2 separate regions of the Homo sapiens genome follow, and region 2 is linked to region 1. A link is an interaction called in ENCODE POLR2A ChIA-PET data of the cell type or tissue named here. Cell type or tissue: Panc1. All regions are shown on one strand.

What was found. ChIA-PET counts read pairs that join two places held together with the same protein. Peaks named below come from ENCODE experiments on the same cell type or tissue, not always from the same donor. Only the 100,000 strongest peaks of a DNase experiment are listed, where the experiment ranks them.
Region 2: POLR2A ChIA-PET joins it to region 1 with 8 read pairs; 2 of 35 experiments call an interaction of 5 or more read pairs at or near these places.

Annotation. Positions count from the first base shown.
Region 1 is chr7:116,529,051-116,534,050 of GRCh38, forward strand. All of the region lies in intron 2 of CAV1 (caveolin 1), which reads left to right. Among named protein-coding and RNA genes, the nearest start is that of CAV1, 6.5 kb to the left of the region's middle. In Panc1, no CTCF peak of the experiment used is centred here; no DNase peak of the experiment used is centred here; H3K4me3 peaks cover 1,348 bases; H3K27ac peaks cover 4,647 bases.
Region 2 is chr7:116,826,261-116,831,260 of GRCh38, forward strand. The region is part of intron 1 of LOC124901731 (a long non-coding RNA gene); the gene reads left to right. Among named protein-coding and RNA genes, the nearest start is that of CAPZA2, 34 kb to the right of the region's middle. In Panc1, a CTCF peak has its summit at 2,227; no DNase peak of the experiment used is centred here.

The sequences.
Region 1 (5,000 bases):
AACTCCTGACCTCAAGTGATCCACTGGTCTTGGCCTCCCAAAGTGTTGGGATTACAGATGTGAGCCACTACACCTGGCCAACAACACAGACTTCTTAAAAAAATCATGACAATAATTTTGGGTGCTTCTTAAAAGCACCCAAAGCTTTACTGCTAATGCATGGTAGCTTAAAACTTCACATAATAAGAAAGAACCAGTGGCCAATGGAATCTACTGTTAAAGGTACCCAATCAAGTAAGGAAAAGTTGGTCCTAAAAGCAAGCAGCCCTGTAAAAGCTGCTCTGTCCAATATGGTAATCACTAGCCATTTGTGTTTCCATTTAAATTTCAAGTAATTAATATCAAGTAAAATTTAAAATTCAGTTCCTTAGTCACACTAGCCACGTTGTGAGTGTGCAACAGGTAAAGCTAGTGGCACAGACATAGAACATTTCCATCAGCACAGAAATCTCTATTGGACAGTGCCAGATTAGGGTGTTCTCTGCATTGTAAAAGCATCCCCTTGCCAAGTTAAAGAAAACAACAACAAAACTCTAGAGAAGAAATGAAACCCCAGTTTCATTTCTGGAGAGGAAAGAAAACTCATGTGTGGCATGAGTTTATATTCAAGAAGGTGCAGCATTATTACCTATTTTACTAGTAATAATGACACACATTATAGTATACAATCCAGTTCCAATAAAATTAATTTCTCATCTTACTAAAAGCTTGCTGCTCCACATTATGAGACAATTTACCCAAATATAGACATTTACCCAAAAATATTAAGTAGCTTGTGAATACTTTTTAAAATTTCCTTTAATTAAAGTGGTCACAAACTCAAACCCTTCATTCTCCCTCTGAGATTTCTGTGTCATCTTTTGTTCACATTGTTATTCACATGTTTATTATGTACTTATTTTGATTTTCTAGATAAATAAAATGGCTTCAAATCTATAATTCTGATAAAATTAGCCATCAATTAATTTATTTATTAAACCCATGCAATATGCTAGATTAGATGCTTTGCTATGTAATTCCTACAATAAATCCTAGCAATCACAAAGATTACAGTTAGTGAGACGACATGCACACAGGTAAAAAGTGTTTTTAAAAAATACATACATACAACCAAAACAGTAAGTCACTGCTACATGGAAACTGATTGGTCCTTTTTCCTTTTTTTTTTTTTGCCTTGACTGCCAGGAAGCAGTTTCAAATCTATAGCTGGATTTTAAGTTTCATTAATTCATGTTCCCACATATGGTTCTGTATTTTCACTTCCCCCTTTTAACTGACATACTGTCTTATGTGATCTCTACTGTAAGCCTTCTCATCATTTTGGAAACAGACCAAATATAATATATATGATAAGGAATCAAAAGTAAATACAGTAGTGTTGAATATTGCATAACAAAAAGGTTTTTAAATAGGGAATGGTATCAATATGAAGTGTTAGGGAGACCCAGCCATGAAAAGGATAGCAGGGTCAGAGAAGGAGGATGTATTGCAGCTGGTTTAATGGAGAATGGTATGAAGGAGGTGCAGTTTGAATTGGGTCATGGAGGACAGATGGATTGCAAATAGCTGGGGCAAAAGCACAGGAAGGCATTCTAAACGAGCCAGGCATGGAGACAAGAATGTCTCCCACAAGGGAGTTGTAGTAGCTCAATCAGACTGGGATTTGAGATTTCATGTGGCAGAGTGGTAGGTGATAAAGGTGAAAAGACTGATCATAGTAAAATGCGGAGTCTGTAAATCCAGCACTCATGATAAGTTTGGACATCATGTCAACAGTGGACAGCCATAAATGACTGCAAGCATCGGTGTGGTATAATGAAGGTGACGTTTTTGTAAAATGACTCTGGTGAAGGTACAGAAGGTAATGAAAAGTAGCCAGTCTAGTTGAGCAGAAAAGAGTTCAGATGTAATTGCATCATGGTCCAGATGTGAAATGAAGACAATGCGAAGTGGCATTGTGGATCGAAACATACATGCACAAAATGACAGAATTTTAGAATTTGAAGGGATCATCATGGTTACCAGGCTGGCCTCCAATTCCTCTTTTGTAATATTAATAGAAATTAAGGGCTAACAAGTTTAAAATGTTATCCATCTTTTTACATAGTTACTGCCCAAAGTGAATATTTTGAAATGTATCATTAAAGAAGAATAGATAAGATTATGTGATTCACCATGGACTATTGTCATGAGAGGAAAAATGTGTTTAGATGATTCTGTTAGCACTGAGACAAATCAGGATATCTGAAAGGAGGTCTTTGTTGAAAAACAGAAATATGCATTCATAACTTGCTTTTCTAAAATTGGAATGTAATGATTCTTAAATATGCACAGACACAAATTTTTCTTTAACAGTCAAGAAAATGCACGCAGGTGATAATCAGATCAGTTTTGGTTATAGTACAAAGGTTTAATGCCTCCGTGATCCCTTTCAACTTGAAAGCATTCTAGAGCAATTGGTGATTAATATCAGTATAACAGTCATTTATAAAATTATTATTTATTTGATATACATCTAATCAAAGCATAAGATTTATTTTTATTATTATTATTATACTTTAAGTTTTAGGGTACATGTGCACAATGTGCAGGTTAGTTACATATGTATACATGTGCCATGCTGGTGCGCTGCACCCACTAACTCGTTGTCTAGCATTAGGTTTAAAAGATCAGATTGTCTCGGCACCATGTTAATATCTTTTTCTGTTGGCATTAGTATTAGTTTTGCTTGTGTATTTGTTTAGGAGATAGCTTCACAAGTTGGTGATTGATATTCTACCATGTATGAAGTCATGCGTGGAATTCAGAATCCCCAGCTTGTAAAATTGCATTATGATCATCTTTAGTGGGAAATTGTTCTCAGAATACTGAGCAAAGGATGATACCAAAATGGCAGCTATTATTCATTCTTAAGCATATGAAATGCTTTCAGGTTCAACCCAAAATTACATACATTTTAAATGCTTACTAAAAGAGTCTTTTCCCTCCTCCATCTATTAACTGCAATCAAAAAACTTCGGTTTTAACTGAACATGATTTCATATTATTTATTAAAATTTAAGGCAAGGTGCACCAAGTACCCTTGAATTATGAAAAGCTTCATGATGTGGGATATTCTTTCAGTTAACGGCAGGGTTGGCTACACTTTTAAGGGGTTCAAAGTAGGAACAGCTGCAATAGTGAGCTGCATCTGGAAAGTCCAGTAATTTGAAAAACCACCTGTTTATGTATCCTGCCCACTCAAGTCCATAAAATAACAGACACTTTCATATTCCAAATGAAACTGCTTTTTAGTTTGCCCTACTTTTAAACATAACTCTTTGTGATGGAATGACCAGAAACAGCTGGTCTCTAAGAGGACAGGGCTATGTGCGCTCACCTGCGGGGTTGGACCTTCCATAATCCCCCTGGCTGTGGGGAAAGTTGAGGGCTGCTGTCTTTATACAAAGATGGTTTATTCCAAGATACACACACTCTTCTTCCACACCCTGGAGACCTTGCATATTTAGTATCTTCTTTACCATAATCTGAGGCCCTAGAGAAAAAGATTTGCAAACTATACTTGTTTTAAAACAACTTTCTAAAAAAGACACTCTCAGCCCCTAGAAATTATGCCTAACACATAGATGCTCAGAGGCAACCTGTTGTAGTGCAAGAGGATTGTGCCAAGATTAGAAAACAAATATTTGCAACTTTTGTAACTGTCTTCTCTAAAACTTGAATGTGGTGATTCTAAAGTAAAGACCGACACAAAATTCTTTTTCTTTAGCAGTCAGGAAAAGGCATGCATGAAGTAATCAGATCAGGTGTGGTTTCAGCATAATGGCCTAATGCTTTCATGATCTCTTTCAACTGGAAAGCGTTCTAGTCCCACTGGACACCAAGGAGGAAGAAGGGACGGAAAATATTAGGCCCATAGGTTTATCTTCCTCAGTAGTCCACGAGATTTGAGCTTATATGTAGGGAGCAAAATTGTTTGTCTAAAAGCAGTTAATAAATGCCCCAAAAAGGCTGGGCGCAGTGACTCACTCCTGTAATCCCAGCACTTTGGGAGCTCAAGATTGGTGGATCATGAGGTTAGGAGAGCAAGATCATCCTGGCCAACACGGTGAAACCCCATCTCTATGAAAAATACAAAAATTAGCTGGGTGTGGTAGCGCGTGTTTAATCCCAGCTACTGGGGAAGCTGAGGCAGGAGAATGGCTTGAACCCAGGAGGCCAAGATTGCAGTGAGCCAAGATTGCGCCACTGCACTCCAGCCTGGTGACACAGCGAGACTCCGTCTCAAAAAATAAAATAAATAAAATAAAATAAAATAAAATAAAATAAAATAAAATAAAATAAAATAAAATAAAATAAAAATAAAATGAACGCCCCAAAAATATTTTGGGCAAACTATTTTGTGTTTCTTTTCTTTATTTATTTATTTCTTTTGAGACAAAATCTTGCTCTGTTGCCCCGGCTGGAGTGCAATGGCACAATCTTGGCTCACTGTATCCTCAACCTCCTGGGCTCAAGCAACTCCTGAGTAACTGGGACCACAGGGATGTGCCACAATTCCCGGCTAATTGTTTTAGCCAGGATATAAATGCTGCCTACATAGAGTTTGTAGCTATCTCCTTGACTTTCTTTATGCAGATTCCTTCACAAACTTTTGATGGATTCCTTTACCAAATTCTACTGTCTGTTAAAATCTTCTATCTTTATATCTTTAGTCCAAACAACACGTCATTTATAAACCTTAAAATTGTTTCTGGGCAAATAAACAAGGCAAAATAGGAATATATATTTTTAGGCAATTTACTTCTGTTTTGGTCTCATAAAAAATTGTAATTAAATTGTAGAAAATATTTCAATTCCTCTTTAATATCCTCTCCTCACATACTGGCTCTCAACTTCTAATCCTCCTATTGAAACATTGATTGGGAGGCCAAGGCAGGCGGATCAACTGAGGTCAGGAGTTTGAGACCAGCCTGGCCAACATGGTGAAACCCTGTCTC
Region 2 (5,000 bases), 300 kb after region 1:
TTATTTCCTGGATGTTTTCAGAGGATCGAAAATTTGTGTAGAGTCTTTATTTGAAGCTGAATTATTGTCCTTGGTTTCACAGAGGGGTATATTAGCAAAGCATTTTTGGTGTTGAAGTTTGGGGCTGTGATTCAGTAGGTGGCACTTAAACATAATGGAAGTAGGTAGGCTTTTGCTCAGTCACGTGGCTCCTCTGTATTTTCTCCTAATTGCAGCCATCTACCTTTCAGTGCTCTGAAAGTGTAGGTTTCTCTCCCACTTGATTGCTGGCTACAGATCTCAGCTTGGCACCCACAGGTTGCACATTGCAGCTCCCGGGCGATCTTGGGCTTTATGTTCCCTCCCCAGCTTGAAGGCAACAGGGGAAGGAACTTTAGCAGTGGTTGTGGCAGAGGGGCTTTCACTTGTCTCTTGGGGTTTCACCCCAGAAAGATGCAGACCAGCTATCAGTCACTATGATCAGCCCAGAATGGGCTGGCTGTGCTGTGGACCCAAGCCGGTAAGACCCTGCCTGGTAATAAGCAGCAGGGTGGATGACACCTGGGGGAGACAAACTGGCCTCTCCTTAGGGCAACTGCAGCTTGCTGGAGGTGTGGCTAAAGCACTCAGGGTTTTTGCTCCTTCCCTGGTCAGCAGGCAGCAAGGGCAGTACCACTGCAGTGACAGCACCCACACTTTAAATGTTAGTGTTTCCCAAGGCTCAAGTAGTTATTAAAATTCTATATCTTTTTTGTGTGTGTGTGATGGGGTCTCACTTTATCATCCAGGCTGGCGTGTAGTGGAACAATCATGGCTCACTGCAGCCTCAACCTCCCAGTCTCAAGCCATCCTTCCACCTCAGCCTCCTGAATAGCTGGGACCACAGATGCACATCACCACATCTGGCTAAATTTATTATTATTTTTTTGTTTGTAGAGACAGGCTCTCCCTGTGTTTCCCAGGCTGGTCTTAAATTCCTGGGCTCAAGTGATCTTCCCACCTCACCCTCCCAAAGCACTGAGATTCTAAGTATGAGCCACCAGGCCCTGCCTAAAATTCTATCACTTAAACATCTCTTATGTCTTTGTCTTCTTTTGTTTTTCTACTGCCTTACCTCAGGCTCTTGTTATCTTTTACCTTAACCTCTTAAATGGTCTCCTAATTGGCCTTTCTCTCTCCAGTTTCACCATTTCTAAATTCAATTTCCAATTTTTCTAATACACACATTTTCAGTTAACCTCCAAAGTTTCCACCTTTTATACACGGTCCTAAGTAAAGTTTGAAAAGGACCTCAGTGATTAGGCCGCTGCCTCCATGAGCACCACAGTTCACAGCTCTTCGATACTCACCTATGCTCCAGCCACTCCAAAAGACTTTTACATGTCCTCCATTTTCCTGTCTTTGCTCTCATACAGACTGTTCCTTCATCTGTAAATGCCTTTCCATCAGCCCCCACCCCTCCCATCTGTCTGGGAGATGTTAAACTCATACTCTTCCTTTAATACCCAACTCAAGGATCTCCTCTTCTGCAAAATCTTCCCCAATCTACCAAATTCCACATTGGCCCTGATTTTTCTGTGCTGCCACTTTCCCTAATACATACGTTTGTAATTTTACTTTTCAAGTTATATTACAATTATTTATTAACTTGTTGCCACATTGTGAGCTTATGTTTTATTTTTGCATCTCTATCAGTCTTCCTGGGATATAATAATATGTTACTAATAAACACTTGTTGATGGAGAAAATAAAGACATTAAAGATAAATACATACAGCCACTCATTAAACGTGCATTATAAAGAAGTTGCGGTTCCAAATTATCATTTTAGAAGTAGCCACAGAAGATAAGTCATACATAGTTACTTTTTAGTATTTCCAATTCAAAAAGTGATGAAGAATAGAAATCATATATTCTGGAACCCCTACTTAATAATTTATGTTAAATCTCAAACACTTTGAAATCTGGTGTTTAAGAACTGATAGTCATCACCTCCTCTCTTCTCTGTTTGCCACTTAGAAAATGACCAGTTAACAACATTCTTTATTTCACATGTATCTTATAATTAGTTGGTTTAAAAAAAAAAAAAAAGCCAGTAATCTGTTTTTTTGTTTTCTTTCTTGAGACAGATTCTCACTCTACCACTCTATTGCCCAGGCTGGAGTACAGTGGCATGATCTCAGCCCTGCAACCTCTGCCTCCCGGGTTTAAGCAATTCTCCTGCCTCAGCCTCGCAAGCAGCTAGGTGGGGCTACAGGTATGCGCCACCATGCCCAGCTTATTTCTGGTTTTTTTTTTTTTTTTTTTAAGTAGAGTTGGGGTTTCTCCATGGTGACCAGGCTGGTCTCAAACTCCTGACCTTAGGTGATCTGCCCACCTAGACTTCCCAAAGTCCTGGGATTACAGGCGTAAGCCACCACACCCAGCTCAGAAATCTGTTTATTATGACAGTTCCAGGTTATTTTGGAATTCCTGGACCAAATACACAAATCCATTCTTTTAATAGTCCTTGGAAATACGGAGCATCTGATTAGATGCCAAAAGGAAGGGAGATGCTTGGTATCCTTTTGGTGGGTCTTGAAAACACTGGGAACACTAATAACTGCTAGAACTGTTAAATAGCAGAGTCACCACTAATGGTGAAAATGCACTATTAATATAAGCCTCTTTTTTGCAGGGAGTGGAGAGTCTTTTATTCCCTAAAAATATCTGAAAGACGAAAGCAGGATATGCATCTCAACTGTAGCATAAGGCCTCTTCTGGCCCAAACAATCTTCCCTACCTCTTAAGATCTGTTCTTCCTACCATTAAAATTAGCATATTGTCTTTATAAAATCCCTGCTAAAAAGTACCTAGGAAAGTTTCTCCCATGCAAAAAATAATTATCATTACTGTGTTGGCCGCTCCGTTTGTCAGATTTTCAAAGTGAGAGCAAAACCCAAAGAGATAGGAGTGGTAAGAAACAAGAAGCTAGAGCTAGAAAAGGAAGTCTGAAAAGAGAAGGATAAGACTTGAGGCAAAATTCTGTCTGCTTTTGACTGATGATTCTCGGTTCTCCAAAGAAATGCAACCTTTGTTTTGTGCTTACTTACTTCAGTGACAAAGTGAGGACTCCTGAGTTAATGGTCTGCAAAAGCATTGAAGATTAAGAGCAATAGACAGAATTCCTAGCTTGGGGTGGGCTTCACTTACAGAGCCTTCCATGAGACCTGGCTAAATGAAACCACTCTACATTTTCATTCTTAATGAAAGTGTGAGAAAGTCTGAGAAAACCAAGAACTCTTCCTAAAATGTCAGAACTAGGAGGAAAATCCACAGTACCTTTTACAAAATGAAAGTTTAAGTAAATGATTGTACTTGATAACAATATTAGAATCCATCCTGCTTCTGGCAAAGAGAACTTTGCCTACTGTAACAAGTTTGGCTGGTCTGCTTTTTAATTTCTCCATTTCCTGCTTCCTACACTGCCACTTGTTTCTACCTCAAAGGTGATCAGTCTTCAGTGGCCTGTTCTATGTACCTACCATTTTGAACTTGTAATATCTCCCATTGATTTCATGCTGTTCTTTCTGGAATCTGTTGGCTGTGGGGGTCTGTTCTGCTATGGTATAGTATGTGCAGGCAGTTCTGTGTTTGTCTTGTTTCTTGCTTTGTCACAAGACAAGTATTTCATTACTGTGGTGTTTTTTGTTTTTTTGCTTTGAGACGGAGTTTTGCTCTTGTCGCCCAGGCTGGAGTGCAATGGCACACCCTCGGCTCACTGCAACCTCCGCCTCACTGCAAGCTTTGCCTCATGGGTTCAAACAATTCTCCTGCCTCAGCCTCCCAAGTAGCTGGGATTACAGGACCCAGCTAATTTTTGTATTTTTTTAGTAGAGATGGGGTTTCATCACGTTGGCCAGGTCGGTCTCGAATTCCTGACCTCAGGTTATTTGCCACCTCCGCCTCCCAAAGTGCTGGGATTACAAGCGTGAGCCACCACGCCCAGCCTACTGTGGATTTTTATAGGTCATTAACTCATGCATTTGAGACTGGGGCAGGAAATAAATAAGATAGTCCTTTTGGAAATACACAGTAATTGGGCAAATCCCTACAGAAAGAAAGATGCTTGATGTTATTTTGGTAAGTCCTGAAAATACCCACCAAACAAGATGATCCTGGAGCATTTTCCAGTGCTAGAAAAGTAAGAAAATCCTAAAATAAAGATACATGTATATACATTGTGTAAAGATACACAATGATGGGGACATAAAACCTAACTGAAAGAGTGCCCAGTAGCCAAAGCTGGTACAATTTGAGCAACAATATAAAGAAATATCATAGGCCGGGCGCGGTGTGTCAGCACTTTGGGAGGCCAAGGCGGGTGGATCACGAGGTCAGGAGTTCAAGACCAGCCTGTCCAAGATGGTGAAACCCCATCTCTACTAAAAACACAAAAATTAGCCGAGCGTGGTGGCAGGCACCTGTGATCCCAGCTACTTGGGAGGCTGAGGAAGGAGAATCGCTTGAACCCGGAGGGCAGAGGTTGCAGTGAGCCGAGATCACACCACTGCACCCCAACCTGGGCAATAGAGTGAGACTCTGTCACAAAAAAAATAAATAAATAAAAATAAAAGGAAATATCATATTATAACCTAAAGTATAAAATAAATATTCATAAATCAGTAGTAATATAAATGATTGAATAAATAAATGGAGGAGAAGGGAAAAGTCTCCCATGCAGAATTCCAGATAATTTACATAGCCTCTCCTCCCTCAAAAAGTCAAGCATAATCCCCCATTCCCTAAGTAGGATCTGAGCATAGTGACTTCCTTCCAAAGAGTACAGTCATGGAAAGGGGGAGAGAATGAGAACTTTACGGTAGAGAAACCTGGCAGACACTACCTCAGCCAGGTGATCAAAGTCAGCATCAACAATGCTAAGTCATGTTGGTCGTAGGCAACCTTAATATGATATGGTGAAAACAGCACTTGACCTCTGTGGTCTTCCTGCTGAAAACACACAACCCCAGTCTAATCATG